2 separate regions of the Homo sapiens genome follow, and region 1 is linked to region 2. A link is a loop called in an ENCODE intact Hi-C map of the cell type or tissue named here. Cell type or tissue: A673. All regions are shown on one strand.

Region 1 (5,000 bases), 680 kb after region 2:
CATACCTACCAGGCACACTTGACATGCATTTATTGTCATTATTGTATCTAATATAACATTTCTTTTTTCTTTTTTTTTTTTTTTTTGAGGTAGGGTCTTGCTCTGTCACCCAGGCTAGAGTGCAGTGACGCAATTTTGGCACACTGCAACCTCCACCTCCCGGATTCAAGTGATTCTCCTGCCTCAGCCTCCAGAGTAGCTGGGACTACAGGCATGCGCCACCACGCCCAGCTAATTTTTTGTATTTTTAGTAGAGATGGGGTTTCACTGTGTTGGCCAGGCTGGTCTCGAACTCCTGACCTCAAGTTATCCGCCTGGCTCAGCCTCCCGAAGTGCTGGGATTACAAGTATAAGCCACCACACCTGGCCAATTGTATCTAATATAATAGTTCTGCAAAGCAGGTGCTATCCACACTTTGCCCTGAAGAATCTGAGGCTCAGTAAAGGTAAGTAACTGACAAGTCATGGAACTTGTAAGAGGTGGAGCCAGGAGTCCAACCAGGCCTGAATGTGACTTCAGAATCCCCTGATTTGCAGCCTAGAGCCTCAGTCTTGGCTACTGTTCTAGGACCAGCCCCACCTGGAGGTCCCTAACTCTGGTGCCAGTCAGGAGCTCACCTTTGTGCATGGAGCAGAGGGACCCTCCCTTCAGTGTGAGGACAGGGCACTGGGAGGCAGTCAACTCATGCCTGGGACACTGCTGGGGGAGGGCTAGGGGGAAACACTGGTCCATCCAGGCAGAACCAAAACATGGTAGGATGTTTTAAAAGTCCTTTTCAATTGCTGGGCACGGTGGCCCACATCTGTTATCCCAGAGCTTTGGGAGGCCGGGGGAAGAGGACTGCTTGAATTCGAGACCAGCCTGGGCAATACAGTGAAACCCCATCTCTACAAAAAATGAACAAAACTAGCCAGGTGTGGTGGCACGTGCCTGTAGTCCCAGCTACTCAGGAAGCTGAGGCGGAAGGATGGCTTGAGCCCAGGAGGTGGAGGCTGCAGTGAGCTATGATCCTGCCACCACACCCTAGCCTCGGTGATAGAGCGAGATGCTGTCTCAGACAAAGAAAAAAAAAGGCCTTTTCATATTCCAATTCCATTGAAATACAATACCCACAACATGGTGAAACAATTTGAATGTATGTTCAAATGGTTTGAAAAAGATGCTGCCCAGCAAGAGTGGAAAATGGACAAGCAAAGCACCAGTGTTTGTACAGACAGGAACGCTAAAAAAAAGGAAAGGGGAAGAGTTTAAAAAATAAAACCTTCTTTTTTTTTTCTAAAGTGGAGCAGAAAAATCTCAAAATGTGATGGGGAGATTGAAGAAAAGAAAGAGGCACGTCCTTCCTCCCAGGCTGGAAGATTGAAGGGTGCCTGGATAGATGGTGAATCTGAGATTCTCTCCAGAACCAGGAATGCCCACCTATGCCCCCTAGAAGGGTATATTCGAATCTCCTGGGGACCATTCACTGCCCACCAACATCCCACTCTCTAAATTTCTTGCCTCAAATTCTGATACGCTTTCCCAGTTGAAGGTCTTCCTATAGCTTTGATTACTGCTAGGAGTGTGCTAGTGCAGAGGGCAGAGGCAGCAAAGAATGGGCAGAAAATCAGGGAGAATTGCCCAAGTGTGGGTGACTTAGAAAAAGAGATTTTCCCCTGAGGAATTATATTGATGAAATCTAGGCTTGAAAGGTCCAAGTTCAAAGGTCTGCTTACTTTATTATCGTTTTACCCAGAGGAATGTGCCTGTTAGGTTAATATTTATTTTATTGAATAATCTAGTTTTAGTTACTGTCAATAAAAGTCAGCGCTACTTTTTATAGGAAAAAAAGGCAGTTTTGTGGCTAATTTCAGATCTCAGAGAGGTTGTTCCTGGGCCCATTGGCTCTACCGCCACCTGGTGGTAGATTCCTGTAGAACAGGGCTGGCCATTTGGGTTTCGGACCAGAACCCAAGTCTGAGAGGTTGGAATCCTGATCTGCTCACCCAGTAGCAGGGTGACCAGTTGGACAGACTTCCTCTCTCCCTGAATTTCAATTCCCATATCTTAAAATAGAGACCATAATATCTACTTTTGGAGTTTGTCGTAACAATCAAATGAGTTAACATATATGTAGTGCCTAGTGCATAGTAAATGTTTAATAAACTATTAACTATTAGCCTCATTGAAAAAGAACTTGATATCCCCATGGGCTTGTTTCCAGTGGTTTGCCATGGAGTTCTGTTCTCACTATTTCCATAACTGACTGGAGCAAAGCTACAGAAGACACGGCCCCTGCATCATGGCCGACACTCTGCTGGTCAGAGGCTGGGAGAGACTTACGGTTTGGAGGGACGGGCCCAATCTAACGGATTAAATTGTAAGAGGAGTAATGCAAGTTCCAAATGACACATAAAGTCTGCCAAGTGCACACATATTGGGTGAGGGACAAAAAAAAAAAAAAAGACCAAGTCAAAAACACTGAGGGATTTTGGGAACAGATAGCTCAACAGGAGCCAATTGGGTGACACAGGCACCAAAAATTCTAATTTCATCAACAGCCATGAAGGAACAACATATATGAAAAGTCTTTAAAATGTTCATACAGCCTAACCTTGTAATTCCACTACAAGAAATCTACCCAGAGGAGGAAATCATCAGAAACAATTGCATACAAAGATGCTCACTTCAGTGTGGTTTATAAAAATGAAAAATTAGAAACAATGTCCAATAATAGACAAAAAGTTAAATTGTGGTTTATCCATGCAGCCCTTTAAATTTTTCAAAGGGAAATGCACATGAAATAAGTTGAGGGGGGTGGTGAGAATCGGGCTCTCATTACAAATAGAGGACACATTGATAAAAGGCAGAATTAGATAAGATATAACAAAAGCCTATATGCAGCTGATAAGATAGCTTCAAAATTTATAATGCAAAAACTGACAACCCTGCAAGGAGAAATGGACAAGTTCAACTTTAGGAGACTTTAATACACCTCTCCCAGTAATTTATAGATCAAGTCAACAGTAACAACAACAACAAAAAGTCAGGAGACTGATTTGAGTAATAACTCCGTTTACTGCAATACCTCAGTCTCAGTGAATTGATTTTGTCTGTGCACTTATCAGGCAATTACAATAATTTGTTAGAATGACTCACAAACCCAGGGAATGCTTACTTATTATTCCTGATTTATTACAAAGGAAAATTTAAAGGATGCCAATAAACAGCCAGATGGAAGAGACGTGAGAAATAAAAATAAAATCCTGAGTACCTCCAACAACAACAACAACGACAAAAAATCAGTAAGAAAAAAAGAGGGCGGGCGTGATGGCTCATGCCTATAATCCCAGCACTTTGGGAGGCTGAGACGGGTGGATCACCTGAGGTCAGGTGTTCAAGACCAGCCTGGCCAACATGGAGAAACCCCATCTCTACTAAAAATATGAAAAGTAGCCGGTCGTGGTGGCAGGCACCTATAATCCCAGCTACTCAGGAGGCTGAGGCAAGAGAATCGCTTAAACTCTGGAGGCGGAGGTTGCAGTGAGCTGAGATTGTGCTACTGTACTCCAGCCTGGGTGACAGAGTGAGACTCAGTCTCAAAAAATAAAAAAAATTTAAAGAAGAAAAGATTTGAACAATAGAATTTAGAAGCTTAATATGAGGGCCCTGCATAGTACACTGCACCCTACAGCTGGAGAATACATGTTCTTTTCAAACACATCTGGGATGTCTGGGCACAGTGGCTCAAACCTGTAATCCCAGCATTTTGTGAGGCTGAGGCGGGCAGATTGTTTGAGCCCAGGAGTTCCATACTAGCCTGAGCAACATAGGGAGACCTCCAACTCTACAAAAAATTAGAAAATGAACCAGGTATGGTGGTGTGAGCCTGTAGCCCTAGCTACAGAAGCTGAGGTGGGAAGATCACTTGAGCCTGGGAGGTCGAGGCTGCAGAGAGCCGAGATCACACCACTGCACTCCAGACTGGGCGACTGAGCAAGACCCTGTCTCTAAAACAACAACAAAGACAGATAGAAGATTTATAAAACTTAACTACACACACACACACACACACACACACACACACACACATAAACGCAAATCAACTATTTCAGTATGTGGGGCTAAATTCTAAGGGGAAGTACAGGGAGTTTTGGGAGTCAGAGGCTCAGGGACGATCTCCCAGAGAAGGTTATGACTGGGCTGAGTTTGTGAAGATAAGTTATCCAGCTAAAGGAGGTGGGGCTGGAGGCTGAGCTATCTCAGGCAGGGCATACAGCAGGTCTGAGGGCCCCTAGGCAAACAGAAGTGAGTTTAGGGAACTGCAAATCCCTTCCCAGAATTCACCTCTTGCTTCCAGGCAGGGGCCCTGACATGCATCTGCAGGGGCCCCACTAAAAGCTATCGGTCAGTTTCCATCTCTAACAGGAGATGGGGGTCTTCAGTTACCATCCAGCCAGGGCATGTCCCCCAGAAAGGAACATGAGCTGGGCCCGAAAAGGAGCTGCCCAGAGCTCCAATGTCAGGCAGGATTGGGGAGCTCCCTGCAGGTGGGCAGGATGCAGGACCCCTGAGGCCCCACCACCTCCTAAGGAAGCCCCCTCCCCATCCTCTACTACTCCTAAAAAGCCTGGAGGGCCTCCCTGCAGGCTGGCTCAAGCAACATGGACTCCCAGCCCTTGCCCCGCCCAGGCTCACACATAGTTTCTCTGGGGCTCAGGCAATGTTAACACAGCTATCACTGGCTTCCTGCTCACCATGCCAAGCTGTCACACACGTGAGCTCAGGTCTAGGAAAGAACTCTAGAGGGGTTTGGAACACTACCTGTCCAAAGTCTCTGAGTAAGTGAAATGCAGTGTTTAGCCCAAACCTTCATTTTAGCTAAGTGCCTTCCTGTGTCCTCCCCAAGAACCACTCTCAGGGTACCCTCTCACCTGGTGTGGGGCCTCACTTTACCCTCCTTTCAGTCTCTCCTTCCTGACTACTGAGCAGGCAGGGAGATGTGAGAGCCAGAGAGATT
Region 2 (5,000 bases):
AGTTTGCTTTCAGTCACAGGGATCTGATATTCTATGTGGGTGGGACCAATGAAGCTTTCAATGATGTGTCTTCCAGGGAGGGTGTTTTTGAAATCAAACTGAGATGATAACCCTGAGAAATAGGATTGGACTTTTTAGCATCTTCTTTGTTACACATTTATAGGCATTGTTCTAACAAGGGTGTCTGTAGCATTCACCAGAATGTCAAAGCAGCCCATGACCCAAAAGGGTCAGGAACTCCTACTGTAGCAGGTCAGTGAGGTGGCTGCCCCTGATGGGTTGCCCCTTGCTGTTTAGAGCTTGCCTTTTTCCACCAAGAATTCGAGGCATCTTAAAGTGAAGACGTTATGCAGCTGGGTATCTATCAGAAGGATCAGGACGTGTGGAGGGGGAAGGTAGGAAGAGGATGGGGGTTGTTAATGGAGGGGGCAGTGGGGTTGGGTTGAGAGGAAAAGGGGTGGCACTAAGAACCCGAGCCTCTTTTTCTCTTGTCCCCATGTTATGAACAGTCTCTGGTCCACTAAATGCATTCAGTTCCCAGCTTCCTAACCATCAAGATACCAAACCTATTATACAGGCCCCATTGTATGACAGAAGGAAGCATCAGTCATGGGGAGAGATGGACTTCCTGACATTCACATCCAAGAGAAAGAAATTGGATATGAAGGCCTTCTCACTGACACATCACCCAACCCGTCTTGGAGGTGGCTCTCGCAGATGGGGGGCTGGCCAGGCAGCGACTGTCTTTCCCTCCTTCCCATGGGTCCCTCCCAAAGCAGCAACTGAGCAGGCAGGGCCTCTGGGGGCTGAGAAGAACTGTTCCTCAGGCGCAGCCCCCTCACAGCTGTCTCTCCTATTCTTCTCCCTCCAGCTCTTATGTTTGCACCCCTGGAGGGTCTGAAGGCCTGAGTAGGAGCTGGGTCCTGACTATGAAGTCTGGAGCCCCAGAGCTGGGGGAGAACAGGATGCCGGGTGGGAGAGACCTAACTAGGCCTTCTCAGCTGGGGGACCTCCAGAGGAGCCCCAACGCTGAGTCGCAGCCAGGACCTCGGAGCCCCAACGCTGAGTCGCAGCCAGGCCACAGCTGTCTGAGTGCTCACAGCCTCCATGCAGGCAGTGACCCAGCTCCAGGCATGTTCACATGCCATGCCCTGTCTGCATTTCCAGTGCCCACTGGACAAACCCCCAGCTTCCTCAGGCACCTCACACCCCACAGGCGCAACACCTCTTCCGGAGCCTCATCCCAGCACTGTCACTGTCACTGCCTTTGCGTCTTTTACTTCTCCCCGCCTCCTCTCTGCCAGTCTCAAAGCTTGTTACTAGCTGTATTAGTCTGCTCAGGCTGCCGTAACAAAATATCACAGACTGGGTGGTTTCAACAACTAACTTTCTCATAGTTTTGGAGGCTGTGGAAGTTGATCAAGTGTCAGCAAAAATGGTTTCCCCTAAGGCCTCTCCTGTTGGCTTGCAGGCAGCCACCTTCTCACTGTGTCTTCACACAGCTTTTCCTCTCTGCAGCCCTGGGGTCTCTACCTGGTCTTATAAAGACACCAGCTGCATTGAGTTAGGGTGCCACCCTATGACCTCATTTAATCGCAATTCATTCTTTAAAGGCTCCATCATCTCCAAATGCTATCACTTTGGGGCTTTAGGGCTTACAACAAATGCATTTTTGCAGGGACACAATCCATTCCATAACAGCTGAGTATACAAGGATGTCCTCAGAAGCAAGTAGGAACCATGGTATTGGATGTCCTCCAGGGAGAGGGAGGAGCTAAAGGGCATACTCCAGCAGAGAAGGACCTTCTGTCCTCCCTGCCCGTTTTTCCCCATCTGTTTGCTCTTACCTGAAATTCATCCCAAGAGTTTCATGATAATCACCTCAAGCTTTGATCCTAATTAAACAAATTTAAAAATCACATTTCTTCCCTGGAAGAGGTAGCGATTGGTTAGTTTAATAAAGTACTAGTCAATCAAGCTGAATGAGAATTCCCTGGTTTTTTTTTTTTCTTTTTTGTAGAGCCAGGGTCTCATTGTGTTGCCCAGGCTGGTCTCGAACTCCTGGGCTTTGGCAATCCTCCCACCTTGGTCTCCCAAAGTGTTGAGATTACAGGCGTGAGACACCATGCTCGGCCAAAGGCCCATTTTGATAAAAATATCTTAAAATTACAAAATGACCCATCTGGGGGTGGGTTGTGAAATGAAGCGTTTGGAATAGATTATCTTTGTGGTCACTTGCAGCTCGCTGGATAACCTTTAAAATTATACATTGGGTCGGAATCTCGGGAGTCAGATCTCCAAACAGCTCATGCCAAGAGCTTCCAGCAGGGGGCAGCAAGGCACCGTGAGCACTGGTTCCGTAACATCCCTCGGCGTCAGACGAAAACACCCTCACTTTCCACGTCAAGTGGAACTAGAACAAATCCTCCTTTGCTATCTGTGGCTCAAGAATGTTGTGCCCAGGCCAGGCGCGGTGGCTGACGTATGTAATCCTAACACTTTGGGAGGCCAAGGTGGGAGGATCGCTTGAGCTTGGGAGTTGTAGACCAACCAGCCTGGGCAACATAGTGAGACCTTGTCTCTGCAAAAAATAAAGTATTATCTGGGTGTGATGGTGCACACCTGTAGTCCCAGCTACTTAGGAGGCTGAGTTGGGAGGATCACGGGAGACCAGGAGATTGAGGCTGCAGAGAACTGAGATTGCACCTCTGCACTCCAGCCTGAGTGACCCAGTGAGATCCTCTCTTAAAAAAAAAAAAAAAGAATGTCGTGCCCTTAGAGAAAATGAGATTCTGAGCCAGTTAATGATTTGTCTCCAGGAAACCCAAAATTAAACATGAGAGAAACCCAAAGTTTCTTCCAAAATTACATTTATTTTTCTCAATTCAGAAAAGTCTCAACACCACAATTTATCTGTTTAATGTTTTCATTTACATTTGGCTTTATCCCAAAAAGGGTTTAACAGTGTCACCAAGTTACCAGGTCTCTGTTTCATCATATTTACACAAGATGAAGGAAACTCAATCTGTTCGTATTTGCCCCAGGTAATAGGTTCTATGTAGTGACAGGCATTTCACTATTTGACTTAGTGTTTGCCAAAATGAAGTAAGGGGAATTGGGTCCAGAGCTGAGGACAGATCCATTTGGAATGAAAGCATAATAACCTTGAAGTTATTCCAGTGACAAAAAATGATCAGTGAAAGATTTTCTAAGAGCAAGCAGGAATGAGGAGGCTGGCCCTCTGGCCAGCATGAGATGGGGTCTTAGGAACAGTTTGTCATTCAGTAACCTCCTAACAAACACTCGGGCAAGCCACTTCCCCTCTCTGAGAATCAGTTTCCTCTTCTGTACATAAGGGGAGAGGGTCAGTCAACCATCTTAGATATGGGAACTTAAGGGGACTTCATGGCCCTGCGGGAAAAAAGCTCAAATGTGTTTTTTTGCATTGGGCCTGCATGGGACGTAAGTGTTTCGGGAGTGAGGGGAGGCCTTGGAAGGGAACTGCTATTGCTAATGATGATTAAGAGATGACTTCGTGTGGGAACCACCACTCAACCCTTGCTTGTCTGTACAATCTATTTCCAGCCTCAGCCCCTCAGAACAAGGGGTGGTTTTTATGGTGTCTAGCCTGGAACTCTCTGTCAGTAAAAGCTGGAAGGGGCCAAAGGTATCTGCTCAGTGTTCCCCCTTGCACAGCCCTCACTGCCCCGAGCACCTCATGCTTACTTGACAAGCTGCAGTCTGGAGTATCAGACCAGCCTGTGTCCCATCCCTGAGGAAGTACACGGCCGCTTCAATCCCCACTGGGGGCACCATTTTAAGTCCGCTCAGAAAGAAAGAAACACACAGAGAGTATCAGACAAACACAAATTCTTTTGGTTTTAATCTTTACTTCCAATCCCAAACAATCTTGTTTCTTTTCATTATAAAAGTACTAAACAAACACGGACAGGAGAGGAAACTGACATTTGCAAACGATGTACCTTCAACAGGCATCTCAACAGCCCCATCACCAACACCTGTGTGCAAGGCATAGCCATCACGCAGAAAAGTCTCAGGACTCAGAACTACACCATAAATGCAGGATCTTTTTATTTCATATAAAAATGATCAATGTGAAAAAAGCCAAACTGTATGCTGGTTTTACAGACTCCGACCCTTCCTGACAGTCTTCTTGTCTGGCCAGGCTGGGGGCCCAGCATTCCTGGAAGGGAGAGACAGCCCAGCATCTCAGTATTTCATTGGGACAACAAGCTGGATGTGGCAGGGAAAGCTGAGAGCGCCAAGGTCCCCTTGCTTTATCCCAAGCTCGGAGGGACGCAGCCTGGCATGGCTCTGGCCTAGCAGCCAGGTGACATGGCCAGGCACCTTCCTGTACAGGCACTGTGGGCTCCTGGCCCAGGCTCACTAGAAGGTCTTCTCTGTGGTGCCTACCTAGGGAGCTGTGATCAAGCCGAGCAGCCGTGCAAGGCGTTTCAGTCTGACCTTTTCATCAGATCCCCGCTCCAGCCCCTCGGAGAAGGAAACATCAGTCCACAGTGCCATTGTAGGATTTGTTGAACTTGTTGAAGGTGAAGTCCACAGTGTGCGTGGAGATAGGCTTTCTGTATAATGGATTTGAAGCCTACAGAACACGGCGGGGAAGAGGATGAGGACACATGTTAGCTCACACACTCAAACCGACAGACGCAGGCCCTAGGATCCCTTCCCAGGTCAGCCCCCTGCGACAGCAGCAGGCAGAGCACTCAGGAGGAGACGGCCGTGGGCTCTAGGACAGCTCTGTGTTCCCCAGGAAAGCCATCGCCTTCTCTAAGCTTTCACTATCCACCTCTGGAAGGAGGAGTTGGGTCAGAAGGTCTCTGAAGTCCCTTCCAGCTTTAACAGAAACCAAGCCCAGGTTCAGCAGAAACTGACTGCGCTCAGTCCTCTGGGCATTTGCAGTCTGCCTGGGGTGACCAGACTGCAGGTGTGAGTGTTGTAATGGACCATAAGAATCTGAG

Evidence for each region. Peaks named below come from ENCODE experiments on the same cell type or tissue, not always from the same donor. Only the 100,000 strongest peaks of a DNase experiment are listed, where the experiment ranks them.
Region 1: it touches region 2 in a loop (11-fold over the local background); 20 of 110 quality-filtered maps call a loop at or near these places.

The regions. Positions count from the first base shown.
Region 1 is chr3:125,436,094-125,441,093 of GRCh38, forward strand. No RefSeq gene overlaps it. Among named protein-coding and RNA genes, the nearest start is that of ZNF148, 63 kb to the left of the region's middle. In A673, CTCF peaks have their summits at 1,915 (motif pointing left) and 2,126; a DNase peak (open chromatin) is centred at 1,868.
Region 2 is chr3:124,759,095-124,764,094 of GRCh38, forward strand. ITGB5 (integrin subunit beta 5) reads right to left here. Exons shown (of 15, transcript NM_002213.5): 15 at 2,854-4,624. The coding sequence ends at 4,529. Among named protein-coding and RNA genes, the nearest start is that of MIR544B, 29 kb to the left of the region's middle. RefSeq lists enhancers at 472-1,061, 1,062-1,651, 2,188-2,482. In A673, a CTCF peak has its summit at 2,313 (motif pointing right); DNase peaks (open chromatin) are centred at 1,757 and 2,357; H3K27ac peaks cover 534 bases.